Linked DNA regions of Homo sapiens: region 2 is linked to region 1. Evidence: read pairs that join two places in POLR2A ChIA-PET (ENCODE). Cell type or tissue: GM12878. All regions are shown on one strand. Each heading gives the region's core, and the rest is flanking DNA. Links, peaks and the distances in the headings are about the cores only. Region 1 overlaps MAP4 (microtubule associated protein 4). Region 2 overlaps MAP4 (microtubule associated protein 4).

Evidence for each region. Peaks named below come from ENCODE experiments on the same cell type or tissue, not always from the same donor. Only the 100,000 strongest peaks of a DNase experiment are listed, where the experiment ranks them.
Region 2: POLR2A ChIA-PET joins it to region 1 with 11 read pairs; 3 of 35 experiments call an interaction of 5 or more read pairs at or near these places.

The regions. Positions count from the first base shown.
Region 1 is chr3:47,959,881-47,966,625 of GRCh38, forward strand. The region is part of intron 3 of MAP4 (microtubule associated protein 4); the gene reads right to left. It also overlaps the pseudogene VPS26BP1. Among named protein-coding and RNA genes, the nearest start is that of MAP4, 53 kb to the right of the region's middle. RefSeq lists a silencer at 2,065-2,174. In GM12878, for the core only: no CTCF peak of the experiment used is centred there; no DNase peak of the experiment used is centred there; H3K27ac peaks cover 151 bases.
Region 2 is chr3:47,889,911-47,896,655 of GRCh38, forward strand. All of the region lies in intron 10 of MAP4 (microtubule associated protein 4), which reads right to left. Among named protein-coding and RNA genes, the nearest start is that of MIR1226, 44 kb to the left of the region's middle. In GM12878, for the core only: no CTCF peak of the experiment used is centred there; no DNase peak of the experiment used is centred there.

The DNA.
Region 1 (6,745 bases), core at 2,157-4,656:
GAGATGAAGTCTTGTTCTGTTGCCCAGGCTGGAGTGCAGTGGTGCAATCTTGGTTCAATGAAACCTCTGCCTCCTGGGTTCAAGCAATTCTCCTGCCTCAGCCTCCCAAGTAACTGGGATTACAGGCACTCACCACCATGCCCAGCTAACTTTTTGTATTTTTAGTAGAGACAGGGTTTCATCATGTTGGCCGGGCTGGTCTTGAACTTGGGATCTCAAGTGATCCGCCTGCCTCGCCTCCCAAAGTGCTGGGATTACAGGTGTGAGCCACCATGCCCGGGCAGAGTTATGCCCATTTTGCCCCTCCACATGCTGCAGCCATCTTTAACCTGTTTAACTTAATGATTATAGTTTTGTTTTTCTTTTTTCATCTTATTCAGTATATTTCAGGCTATTCAGCAGATGCTTGTGATTCTGGAGGTTCAAATCACTGGTAAAAGTTTATTCTGTTTCCTCAGTTTTTCAGGAGCTTTTCTCCATTAAATGATCTGCTGCCTAAAGTACCCTCTGTCTTCCTCATCAACAGGCGCTAAATTCAAAAAGTACCTTACTGAAACTTTTTTGTTCATAACTTTCATTGTTGGAGTTAGGTCATATCCTGCTAACAACAGTCTTATTGATCAGTTGTAACCCCATATGTTGTGTTTTTATTCTTACTTATAAGAGGTAAATTTTTGTAACAGTCACATCCTTTAAATGATACTTCATTATATTCAAATTCTATATGTAGACAATCTTCAATGCCCACTTCCATCAGGATAGCTGGCAAGTTGGTGAACAGTAAGATCACATTCTTTTTACCAAGTCTGTCAGTCTTCTTACTACTAACACTTCAATACATCAAGAGGACATTAGCACCAATGTAAGATTCTCATGACTTTTCAACATGTATAAATTCCAAATGACAACTTCTGAGTCAGCTCTCCAGGTAAGGCTAGTTCTTTCACTAGGTTTACAAACTCTTGAATATTACTCTTATCATAGAAAAGTTCAATTTGACGTACAAATTCAATTCTAATGTTGTGGTGCTCTAGCTCTTTCTAGACTCTTTCACCTTTCCTGAAACAGATTCTCCATCATAGAGGAGATGGTGTTTTTCTACTTCGCCATTTTCAGTTTTCACTTCTGCCATTTTCTTTGTTTCCTTATCATTAAGGACAATATCAATCTCACAAATCAGACCAAAAAAGCCTCCAAAAAACCTCACTGTCAGTGATACTGCCACATCCCCCAATACTTCACTCCTCTTCCCTCAGAACTCCAAGCCCCTGGCTCCCATCACATGACCTTGGCCCTCTGAAGCTGGAACTTCTATTTGAGGACTGATAAACAGCCAGCAGGCCAAGCACAGTGGCTCACACCTATAATCCCAGGACATTGGGAGGCTGAGGCCGGAGGATTGCTTGAGCTCAGGAGTTTGAGACTAGCCTGGGCAACACAGCAAAACCCTGATTCTATTAAAACAAACAAACAAACAAAAATATAGCCAGCAATGGATACAATGACTATGGGGCTGAGCATGTCCTCATTCCTCATTTTAGAACAAGGGTGAGAGTTTCACCCTCTGACATAGCTGTATCTTGTTAGGTAGAAACATAAGAGTTTCATTGTTATATGGGAGCTCAAATGTGTGTAAAGTGCATATGGAAGCTAAGTAGCCAAAATAATAGGCTATGCAAGTAATCAATATATTGCCTCTCAATTCCAAATCTACCTTTCATTGCCCTGCCTGTAATAATGTAAACATTTCTTCCTAGAGAGCGGGCATGATGACACTAAGCTTAGTAGAGGGCATGGAAGGAAAGGGTTTCTCTTCCTGGTTCTAGTGTGCTTTTGCATCTTCTTACTTCCATGGTGCTCTGCTGGTGTGCAGAACACCCCATGGTGCTCATCCCAACAAGCTTTAGTGGGCATTCTCATGGACATCTTCCCAGGCAAGTTCCACCAGTGCCTCAAACAGGCTTGCTGGTGATGCCGCAGCACCCCCAAGTACAGCTTCCTGCTTAACTACCTTTGAGGTAGAAGACCAGCAGGACTTAATTTCCTGTCGCACCCTGCTGATTGGAACAAGATCTGGCTGAAACCAGCAGATGCTGACAAAAGTAACCTCGAGTTGCCCTCAGGGTTTATTAGCATAAAGACACTCCTACCAGTGCCATGGCAGTTTACAAATGCCATGGCAACAGCCTAGAAGTTACCTTATCTGATTCCCAGAAACTTCCAGCCCCTTTTCCAGAAAGTTCTAAATAACCTGCCTCTTAATTAGCATGTAATTAATAACAGATATAAACAGCTAGCTAGCAGCTCACAGACACCGATTCTGGGCACACTGCCTATGGGTTAGCCCTGCTCAGCAAGAAGCAGCACTGGTTCAATAAAAGTTTCTTTCTCTCACTACTGGCTCACCCTTAAATTCTTTCCTGGCAAAGCCAAGAACCCTCCTGGGTTAAGCCCCAGTCTGGGGGCTTGTTTGCCCCACATCACCCTGACCTGCAGCAACTCAGCAAACATCTTTACTACCAAATGGAGACTTCCTCCAAGATATGCAATCAGCTTTGGGGGCAGGGTGGGGGAGGGGCGCATACTTTTCCAAATTTGTTATTTCTTTGTGTACTCTGCCCCAGCCCTAAGGGTAGTGACTATTCCCTATATCTGTCATTCCTGTATTCTTTAGAGTTCTCTTTACCCCTATAGTAAATTCTCTGTTCAATTTATGGTGTAGCTTCTGTCTCCTGAATAGACTCTGATCCAAATATTGGCCATTAAAAACAGCATAAATCTACATAATAGGAAAGAGTGGAAGAAAAAATGAAAGATGTTTAACCCAAAGAAAATAAATCAGAAGGCAAATGTTAATCTCTAAATGTCTAAAAAGCTATCACCTACCGCAGAACATACTGTATCTCTGTTGCTCAGCACTAACAGCAGCAGCAGAAACAGCAGAATGCCTGTTCGTTTTACACAGAAAAACTGAAGACCAGAAATATTAATTTGTTAAATAGAAAGCAAAATCCTTCAATGAAGACCTCTAAGGAGTCTAATGTTAATACTTAAGTTTACAGTTGACATAGTTTTGCATCTTCTCATTTCATTTTAAATTGCTGAAAACCCACTGGAGGGCCAGGCTTGCCAGTTTTTTGCAGTGAGAGTCCTAAGTTAATTTTTTCACAAGAAACAAAACAAAAAAACTCTTCTTTCAGTCTGCCTGGAGCTCACTTTTGAAGTTTCACCTCCAGTTTTGTCCTCTAGAAACAGAGCATTTCTGCTTCACAATGGACCAATATGCTCCAGTTACATCCGATTAAAATACTGTTACACAACCAATTAAGTAGGAAAAGGGGCTGATGGTCAAACAGAATGATTTAACAAAAGTATATAATGGGTTGAACTGTAAGAACTTTCTATGTGGACATTAATCATCATTCTAATATCATCTTACATTTAAATATTAACCCCTTCAACGAGGTTTCAAAGCACTGAAAATAATTTCTGTCACTTCAGGCAAACAACTATTTTTATAGAGCTCTCCTTTTACACAGCAGGAATCTTAGCCTCAAAGAGGGCAAACAACTTGCCTAAGAAATCAAAGCTAGTAGGTGCTCTATCCACAGCTTCCTCAAAATTTAAACAAATTCATGACAGATAACATATTTCCAGAAAGATGCGTACCAATAACCTGGCAAGAATTATTACGATTGTATCTGGTCTTGTTTTTAAGTTTCTTTTCCCATGTGAGGCCAGAAACAAATAGATATTAAAGATTATTCATTCAATAGCTACAGAGGATCTACTATCCACCAGACAGTGTTCTAGGTGCTGGGCCACAGCAGTGACCAAAACAAAAGCCCTGTCCCTCTCATAAAATTTGTTTCTATAATATCTTCTTCTGGTGGGGAAAGGCAGATGAGATAAGTAAACTATACAAATTATTAGAAAGTGACATGACAAAAGCCACGAAGAAAATTCAAGTAGAACAGTGGGACGAAAAAATAGAAGGGGTGCAATTTTTAAAAAGATAGTCGAGAAGTACTCATTGAGAAAGTGAAGAGTCAATCATGAATATATCAAAGGGAAGAACATTCCAGGCAGAGAAAACTGCTAGTGCTCAGAGCTCAAGGCAGATGCCCACCTGGCTTGTTCAAGGAACAGTAGCAAGAACACCATGAAGCAAAGTAAGTAAAGGGGTAACTAAGAAAAGATCTGGTCAGAAAGATGACAACGACATCATAGGGCCTTGTGGTATTTCATAAGGACTTTGGCTTTTACTTTGAGATGGGCAACCACTGGAGGGTTCTGTGCAAAAGAACAGCATGATCAATGTACAGGACCACTGTAGATGTTTTTAAGAATATGCTGCAGGGAGCAAGCAAATGGAAGCAGAGAGACTAATTTGGGAAGTTATTACAGTAGCCAAGGTTAATGATGGTGGTCCAATCAGGGAGAGAGCAGTGGAGGTGGTGAGATGTGGTCAGGTTCCAAATATCTTTTTCTGACAAACTGGGTGTGGGGTGTGAGAGGAGCAGAAGAGGATAGGGAAACCAAATGTTTAGCCTTAACAACCAGGACAGAATTTCCATTTAAGGAGATGGGGAGGCAGGTGGTTTTTTTCTTCTTTTTCTTCTCTGTTTTGATTTTGGGGTGGGGCAATCATGAATTCAGTTTAGAACATTTCAAATTTGAGATATCAATTCTACATCCAAATGGAGATTTCAAGCTCGAATTTCAAATTTCCTTAGTTCTCACTCAACCCCCTCATGGAATTTAACCAATATTGTATCTGTTCTTACAAAATGTTCCCCATAACTGCTTAGCATTTAAGCAATGTTGACATATTTGTGTATTTCTCTCTGCAACTGGACAAACCAGAACAAACGTACAAAATACCTAACATATAAAGCATCCCTTTAATTCTGAAGAGATCTGTGATATGATGGTTAATTTGAAATTTTTTTCCCTTTAAATATGAGCTGCATTTGTTTATTTCTACGATTTTAACGATTTTTAAGTGTACAGTTCAGTGGTATTAAGTACATTCACACTGTTGTGCAATCATCACCACCATCCATCTCCAGAACTTTTTCATCTTGCAAATCAGAAACTTTGTACCCATTAAGCAACACCAAACACATCCATTCCCCGCCTCTCCCAGCCCCTGGGAACCACCATTCTACTTTGTTTCTGTAAATTTGACTACTTAAGGTAATTTATATAAATGGAGTATATTTATATTTGTTTCTGTAAATTTGACTACTTTAGGTACCGCATATAAATTTGTATTTTTGTGACTGGCTTTTTTCACTTAGCATAGTGTCTTCAAGGTTTATTCATGTTGTACCATATCAGAATTTCCTTCCTTTTTAAGGCTAAATAACGTTCCATTATATGAATGTACCACATTTTTGTTTATTCATTCCATGTGTTGATGGGACATCTGGGTTGCTTCCATCTTTTGGCCACTGTGAATAATGCTGCTACAAACATGAGTGTACAAATATCTGTTCAAGTCCCTGATTCCAATTCCTTTGGGCATATATCCAGAAGTTGGGTTGCTGGATCTTACAATAATTCTGTTTTTAATTTTTTGAGGAGCCACCATACTATTTTCCATAGCACTTTCATTTTACATTCCTATCAGCAGTACACAAGGGTTCTAATTTTTCCACATCCTCGTAAACACTTGTTAATTTCTGTTCTTGTTTTCATACTAGCCATCCTAATGAGTATGAAGTGATATTTCATTGTGGTTTTGATTTGCATTTCTCTAATGATTAATGATGCTGAGCATCTTTTCATGTATTTCTTGGCAATTTTTGTATCTTTTATGAAGAAATGTTTCTTCAAGTCCTTTGCCCATATTTTTAATTTTTTTTTGTTGAGCTCTAGAAGTTATTTACATATTCTGGATATTAACTCCTGAGAAGATATAAGATTTGCAAATATTTTGCCTCCATGGGTTGCCTTTTCACTCTACAGAGATAGACAAAAATTTTCAATTTTCATATAGCCTAATTTATCTGTTTTTTCTTTTGTCGTCTGTGTTTTTGGTGTATATCCAAGAAAACACTGCCAAATCCAATGTCATGAAGATTTCCCTCTATGTTTTCTTCTAAGAAATGTATAGCCTTGGTGCTTTGTTTAGGTCTTTGATCCATTTTAAGTTAATTTTTGAATATAAGATAATGGTCCCAACTTAAAAAAAAGAGAGGGAGAGACAGGATTTCTCTCTGTCTCCCAGGGTGAATGCAGCGGTGTACTTTACCATAGCTCACTGCAGCCTTGAACTCCTCAGCTCAAAGGATCCTCCTGCCTCAGTTTCCTGAGTAGCTGGGACTACAGGCCCACACTACCTTTTTTTTTTTTTTTTTTTTTTTTTTTTTTTTTTTTTGAGACAGAGTCTTGCTCTGTTGCCCAGGCTGAAGTGCAGTGGCGCAATCTTGGCTTATGTAAGCTCTGCCTCCTAGGTTCATGCCATTCTCCTGCCTCAGCCTCCTGAGTAGCTGGGACTACAGGCGCCTGCCACCATGCCCGGCTAATTTTTTGTATTTTTTAGTAGAGACGGGGTTTCACCATGTTAGCCAGGATGGTCTCGATCTCCTGACCTCATGATCTGCCCTCCTGGGACTCCCAAAGTGTTGGGATTACAGGTGTGAGCCACCGCACCTGGCCAATTTTTTTTTCTTTTAAGAGATGAGGTCTTCCTATAGTGCCTAGGCTGGTCTTGAACTCCTTGCCTCAAGCAATCCTC
Region 2 (6,745 bases), core at 1,824-4,323, 70 kb before region 1:
AACAAAAAATGTTTTTTATCTCCATAAAAAAAAAAAACCCAAAACATCTGTATGTCTTCTACTTACCACTCCCCTAGAAAATACCATTTCTTACTTTCAAAGAAAAAAAGTACAATTTCATAAAAATATACTGAGAGTAATAAATATTAGAGAAAACAGGTCCCAGGAAACAAGACTATTTTTTTTTAAACAAGCAAAACACATGTTTTAAATCCCCATTTACAAGTTTGTGAATTATGGCCCTTTGTGCTCAAACTGGACTCGGAGAAACACAAGCTTTTTTAGACCACCACAATAAGAGCTGTGGGGGGATGGGAGATGGGGAAGAAAAGAAAGGGCCAGGAAGAAAGACACAAAAGGCTGTCACAAAGACCGCAAAATTTAGCTGTTTATTAGGTTGCAAGTCTCTCCTTCTCTCCCTGCTTTCTCTTTCTTCTTTTTCTCCCCACAAATCCTCTCAAAACACATACAAAAAGAGAAAACTAGAAGCAAGATTGGGTCAAACATGAAGAACACAGAAAGAATATTAAATAGCTAGCTTTAAAGGGCTCTTTTTCAGTTTGAACAAAAGTAAAACGTTCTCCAAAGCAAAAACAGAAAACAGAGCTTCCACCCAGATTGTGCAACTTAATGAGAGGAGGTTAGTGCTGATAAACCCATTGTGAATCTATATAAAGTGACAGATTTTCAAGCAAGGAAATCAATCAGTTGGGATTGAAGGATTTAGAGCTCAGGAATCATCTGGTTCAAACCAACAGGGAGCTGAGGGCTGGGTGGATGGGGGATGGGTTGGACAGGGTGACATGAGGTCAAGAAAGGGGGTCTAGTTTTTATACCCACCATTCTCTGACCCCATTCCACCCCAAACTTGCACACTCAATTCACATTATCTGTCATGCTAGCAAGACATTCAGCTTGACCCTGCAAGATTCACTTTGTTCTCTTCCTTGCCTCACTCCCAGCAAGCTTCCAACACAAGGGAATTAAGCTTTCCCCAGGCAGTCACAGAACCCAGCTGTAAAAAGCTGCTTAGTGCTCTGCCGGTAATCTGTCACTTTGGTTCCTTCCTTGCTGTCTGCTTGTTCCCAATGGAGGCAAAATTTAGAAACATACCATCACGTGGGGGCTTTTCAAACAGGAACGATGGAGTGCTCTGGGTTGCAGTGACCTCAATTTCTTTCTTCCCTGCCAGAGCCGTCTGTCCTGGCTGTTTCTCTCCTCGCTGGCAAACCTGCGAGCATGAATCAATTCTAGTTTCACTAAAATCTTCCTGCCCTTTTTCCTTGCTGCTTCCTTCAGGAATCTGCTCCAGCTTACTATGGAGATATAATCCAGCAGTGCCGAGTTCCTTCTTCCCAGAGTTGCTGCTGCTGTTGCTGAAGTGAGCCAATTCTTCTCTCTTCTTGGCCACTGGTTCCTCACAGATGAAAGGAGGTATCTCTTTAGTAGACAAGATGGGCAGTTTCCCAGGGCTCAATTTGTAGCTAGCTGTCTGTTCCTCACCCACAGTCATGGAGCGCTTCATAGCAGGAGCTCCCAGTTTCCCAGGTGTAGGACTAGGCATTGGGCTACTAGGGGGAGGCAGCAGGCCAGAAGAAGGCTCTTCTCGGGCAGGGAGTTCAGGGTACTTATCTGCAAGGTTGACAGCTGGGGGAACTGAGAGGTGAGAACATTCAGACAGGGCCCTGCGCACTGCCTTTTTCTGCTGGGGGGCTTGGTTGAGCACAGCCTCCTCGGTAGAACTCAATTTCTCCAACTCCTTATCATGGTCTCTGATGTGACAGCTTGCATTCAAATGTTCCTGGGTGAACACCATAGTGATTGGCGGAATGGTGGTGGGTGAATGCTCAATAATGGGGGCTGGGTGGGCTAGAGACACCAGGAGTGGGGACTCACACTTCAGCTGCTCAGAGTTATCATTTACCACCCCAATCACTGGGCAGCCAGGGGTGATGCTATTCTCCATCTCTCCCGGAGTTGCTTCCCTTGAGCCCAGAGAGCCTTGAGCCACTGGATGAAAGCTGGGGTTCCAAACACTGGTTTCCTGCTCCTTAACATATCTGGTAGGGATGTCAGCAGCCCCAGGGAAATCCAGATCTGACTGGCTCTTGGTCTCTAGTCCATTCTTCCCTGCCACCTTCCCCTGAACTGGAATGGTTTTGTTTTTGTCTGGCCCCTCTATGAGTCCCAGATGGAACTCGGAGGTCTTCTGGTGTACCGAGTTCCCCTCCAAGGGATGGCAGGTCTCTGAAATCACATACCTGCTCTCAAGGTGACCTGAGGCTTCTTGACAGTCCTTGTCCTGCATTTCAATGCTCAGCTCTTTGTCTAGCTTCCCCTCAAAAAAGCAGAGCTTGTTCTGCTCCAGGAAGCTGGCATTCTTCACAAGCCCATCTTTTGGTTGCCCGTCCATGCTGACATTCAGCCCAATTTCATTCAGTTTGCCCTCTGTCCTCTGCCATTCGAATCCGGCTTGACTGATTTCTTTTGGGGAGTCCATTCGGCACTCTGCAGGCTTGCCCTTACTGAGCTGACCGTACGCGGCAGTGAGAGAGGCTGTCTGCTTGTCTGAGAGCGACATCGTCTCTCCTCCACTGCTCTCCCTGCTTTCGCTCCTGGAGCTCTAATACCACCTACGATCACACAGAGCTTGCAGTGACATCACACCAATTCCCCAGTATTCATGACAAAATTCATCTCTCCCTCAATGCCCCTCTCTCCTCAAGCAGTTGAGTATTAAATGCACTTACAAATGTGAAAGAAAGAAAGAAAGGAAGAATGAATGAAAGCGAAAGAAAGGAAGGAACCTGCTGCTTTCTGCACAACAAAATGCTACTTTAATCTGAGAATGTAATTTCCCGTGAACTAGCACTCTGTTTAGATCTGCAATTTAAAACACAGTATGGTGCCAATCCAAGCACTAAGGATAGTAATTATTTTGGCTTTCACTGATATAGATACGTGCATACCCACACACTCATTTATCTGATACCATGCCCACCCTTCCACATTCAACCACTCAGAAAACTGTTTTAAAAATAACCGAGACTCATTTGCCAATCCCCAGCTATAACCCTGAAGAACAATGAATCCAGGAAATTGTTCAAAATTGGACTAAAAAAAAAAAAAAAAAACCACACCTTAACGTAGTATTAAGATTGCAGGCATTCATTCTCAGAGGAAGAGTGGGTTTGCTGTCATAGCAACTTATCAAACTAACTTGAAAACTGACTTGAGTGGGGTCCCCAAAACCCGTAAGAGCTCCATCTGTAGCTCTGCATAATGGAAGAGTTTAATAAAGGGTTCATTTAAAGACTTCAGTGATCAGGGCTTTGGGGATAGATATTCTAATTATAAGACATTTGTGTGACAACATACCCCTTATGCATTTACGCCTGTCCCTGCCCCCACTTGGTTCCTTGGATGAGCTGGGTTGCTCCCTCCACTACCAAGCCCTGCTCTTTCCAGCCTAATAATCTGTTAGGTGTCATGTGAACACACTGGGGGCAGTGCATCTTTCTCTGACCTCCAGACTTAGGGACTCTAACAATTGTAGCTTGGAGTTTTCCCCACTCACCAGAGCTTACTGCCCCCATTTAACTCAGCATGGTCCTTTGCTGCCCTGGGCTTTGAGCTCAAATATTGTATATTCAAACTGAAGGAACCATAAAACAAAACTGTGAGAAAAAAATTACACTATAAGGACAGGCTATACTCTTACTTTGAACAAAGCTGATTTTTCTTGTCTAGCTGTAAGTTACTGTCTTGCAATAACATAGCATACTGGAAATATTCTATCAGAAATCCAAGAGAAGTCTTTTTCCAAGATGAAGAAAAGATTTAGATTGCTTTTTTTTTTTTTTTAAAAAAAGGCCATTTGCCATAAACTGCAATGATTTGATGACAGTTTTTAAACAATGCCTTTAGAAAAAAGGGCAAGTTAAGATTGTTCTTTGGTCTATAAAATGTAAAGAAATTACCAAGGTCCGCATAGGAAAGCTTGCTAAACTGTAGCCTCTGTCCCCAAGAACTCACCTTCTCTATTCATACCACTCAAGTTCCCAACAAGAGTACAGGGATCAACCTTATATACCTTTTCCATTACCTTCAGTACCTGACACAGGGCTACACTCATGATGATGAGTGGCAATGTTGCAATGCTGAAAAAAAAAAACTGAACATGAACTGAGCCTCATATACATTTCTTCCCCTTGATCTTGAGCTGTTTAGTAACAATACATGACAAAGCACAATACAGATTAACTGGCAAGGAACCTGGTTTCCATACTCTATGGCAAAGATCTTGCTAAGGAAAAGGAAGTGAGGTATAACAAAATGAAGAATGCCAGGAGAATCATGATTCTAATTAGTAACAAGAAAAAATATGATTGGCCGGGTGTGGTGGCTCACGCCTGTAATCCCAGCACTTTGGGAGCCCAAGGCAGGTGGATCACGAGGTCAGGAGATCGAGACCATCCTGGCTAACATGGTGAAACCCTGTCTCTACTAAAAAATACAAAAAATTAGCTGGGCATGGTGGTGGGTGCCTGTAGTCCCAGCTACTCAGGAGGCTGAGGCAGGAGAATGGCGTGAACCCACGAGGCGGAGCTTGCAGTGAGCTGAGATCACGCCACTGCACTCCAGCCTGGGCGACAGGGCAAGACTCCGTCTCAAAAAATAAAAAAAAAAGAAAAAATATGAGGCGAGATTGGGTACAGAAAGGCCTTGGTAATACAACATAGTTGAATTCTTGCTTTCTTTTTTTATACATATAATTGAATAATATAATTAAGTATGTACAATATGTGAGGAAAATTATGAAAGTCTGGAGATGGCTGGGTGCCATGGCTCACACCTGTAATCCCAGCACTTTGGGAGGCTGAGGTGGGCAGATTGCTTGAGCCCAGGAGTTTGAGACCAGCCTGGGCAACATGGCAAAACCCTGTCTCTACAAAGAGTACAAAAATTTAGGTGGGCATGGTGATCACAATTGTGGTCCCAGCTACTCAGAAGGCTGAGGTGGGAGAATTGCCTGAGCCCAGTAAGTCAAGGCTGCAGTGGGCCGTGATCACATCACTGCACTCCAGCCTGGGTGAGAGGAAACCCTGTCCAAAAAAAAAAAAAAGGGGGTGAGGAAGATATTGTTGTAATACAGTCTGAATATACCAGAGGAAAACTCTGGAAAATACCTTAGAAATCAGGTAAGCCTCAACAACCCCATTCTGTGTAAACTAGTCACCCCCCACAAACGACACACACATATACACCCTTAATTTACTGACATGGTGGGGAAAAAATTAATTTGACTTTGAGTCAGAAGGCCAGATTTTAAAATCTGTGTCACTTAATAGTTAAGAGTCTTAGAAACTCATTTAACTGCTCTTAGCTTCAGTTTCTTCCTCTATAAAAGGAGGGGAATCTTTAAGGTGCTCTTGGATTCAGTTTTACCACTTTCACTTCTGAAGTTGAAACAGCCATTCAAGTAATCACAGGCCCACTGCTATGTCCAGCTCAAAGTATGACTTCAACCTGGGACTCCACTAGGCAGTATCTTCAGTAACCTTTCTGTCTCATGCGGGAGTGCTGCCTATTGGCAGAGGCATGACTGGGCATGGCGGACGTTGCAGCATGTCTGAAGAAAGTGGTAGTTGGCCCTTATATTCTGAAGAAGTGGAAAATACCAAGGCAAAGAACAAGCATAGAAACTTGTTCCTTATAGCCAAATTATTTTTAGTTCTGGCCAGCCTACCCAGACCCACTTCACTAGTTCATCCCTACCCAACAGCTAAGGCAATAACTAAAATTACAGGTCTCTGCTACCTTCAGATATCACATATTCTGCCTCAGTAATTCTATCCATAAACAGCAGACTGCAAAATGTGAACCAGCCAAAAGACCAAGAGCAGAAACCAGAAGAATGAAGCTAGTCAGGCACAAAGAAGTGCATATTCCAGACTACAGTTCATACTGTGTAGATCAGAAATGTGGTCAAACTGAAAAAATATAATTATGAGGTCAACATCTAGCAACTGGGCCAAGCACTGGCTTCATAGTTACAAGGCTCAGGAGACAGAGAGTTGAAAGAAGCAATCTGGGGTGGGGGGGCGGTCAGAACAAGAAGTTCAAGCCCATAGAAGGGGCGAGTACCCAAGACATCATGTCAGCCAGGTGCTCAGGCATACAGATAAGTTTGGTGGTCACCCAGGGGTCTGAGTACAACAAAACACATAGCCGTGAGGATTGAGGGAATATATATAAAAAGCATTTGACAAAGTAGTTAAAACACACAAATACATAATGTATCTACTGATGCTAGCTTTAAAAAAACAACCAAGAAGGCCGGGCGCGGTGGCTCACGCCTGTAATCCCAGCTCTTTGGGAGGCCGAGGCGGGAGGATCACCTGAGGTTGGGAGTTCGAGACCAGCCTGAACAACATGGAGAAACCCCGTGTCTACTAAAAATACAAAATTAGCCGGGCGTGGTGGCACATGCCTGTAATCCCAGCTACTCGGGAGGCTGAGGCAGGAGAATCGCTTGAACCCGGGAGGCAGAGGTTGCAGTGAGTGGAGATCATGCCATTGCACTCCAGCCTGGGCAACAAGAGCGAAACTCCATCTCCAAACAAACAAACAAAAAAACAACCAAGAAACTGTACATATATATATATGAAGTAGGTTTTCCTACTCCCTATAGGGAATCTGATGTGTAGTAATAATAACAACAACAACAACAAAAGTGAGAAAG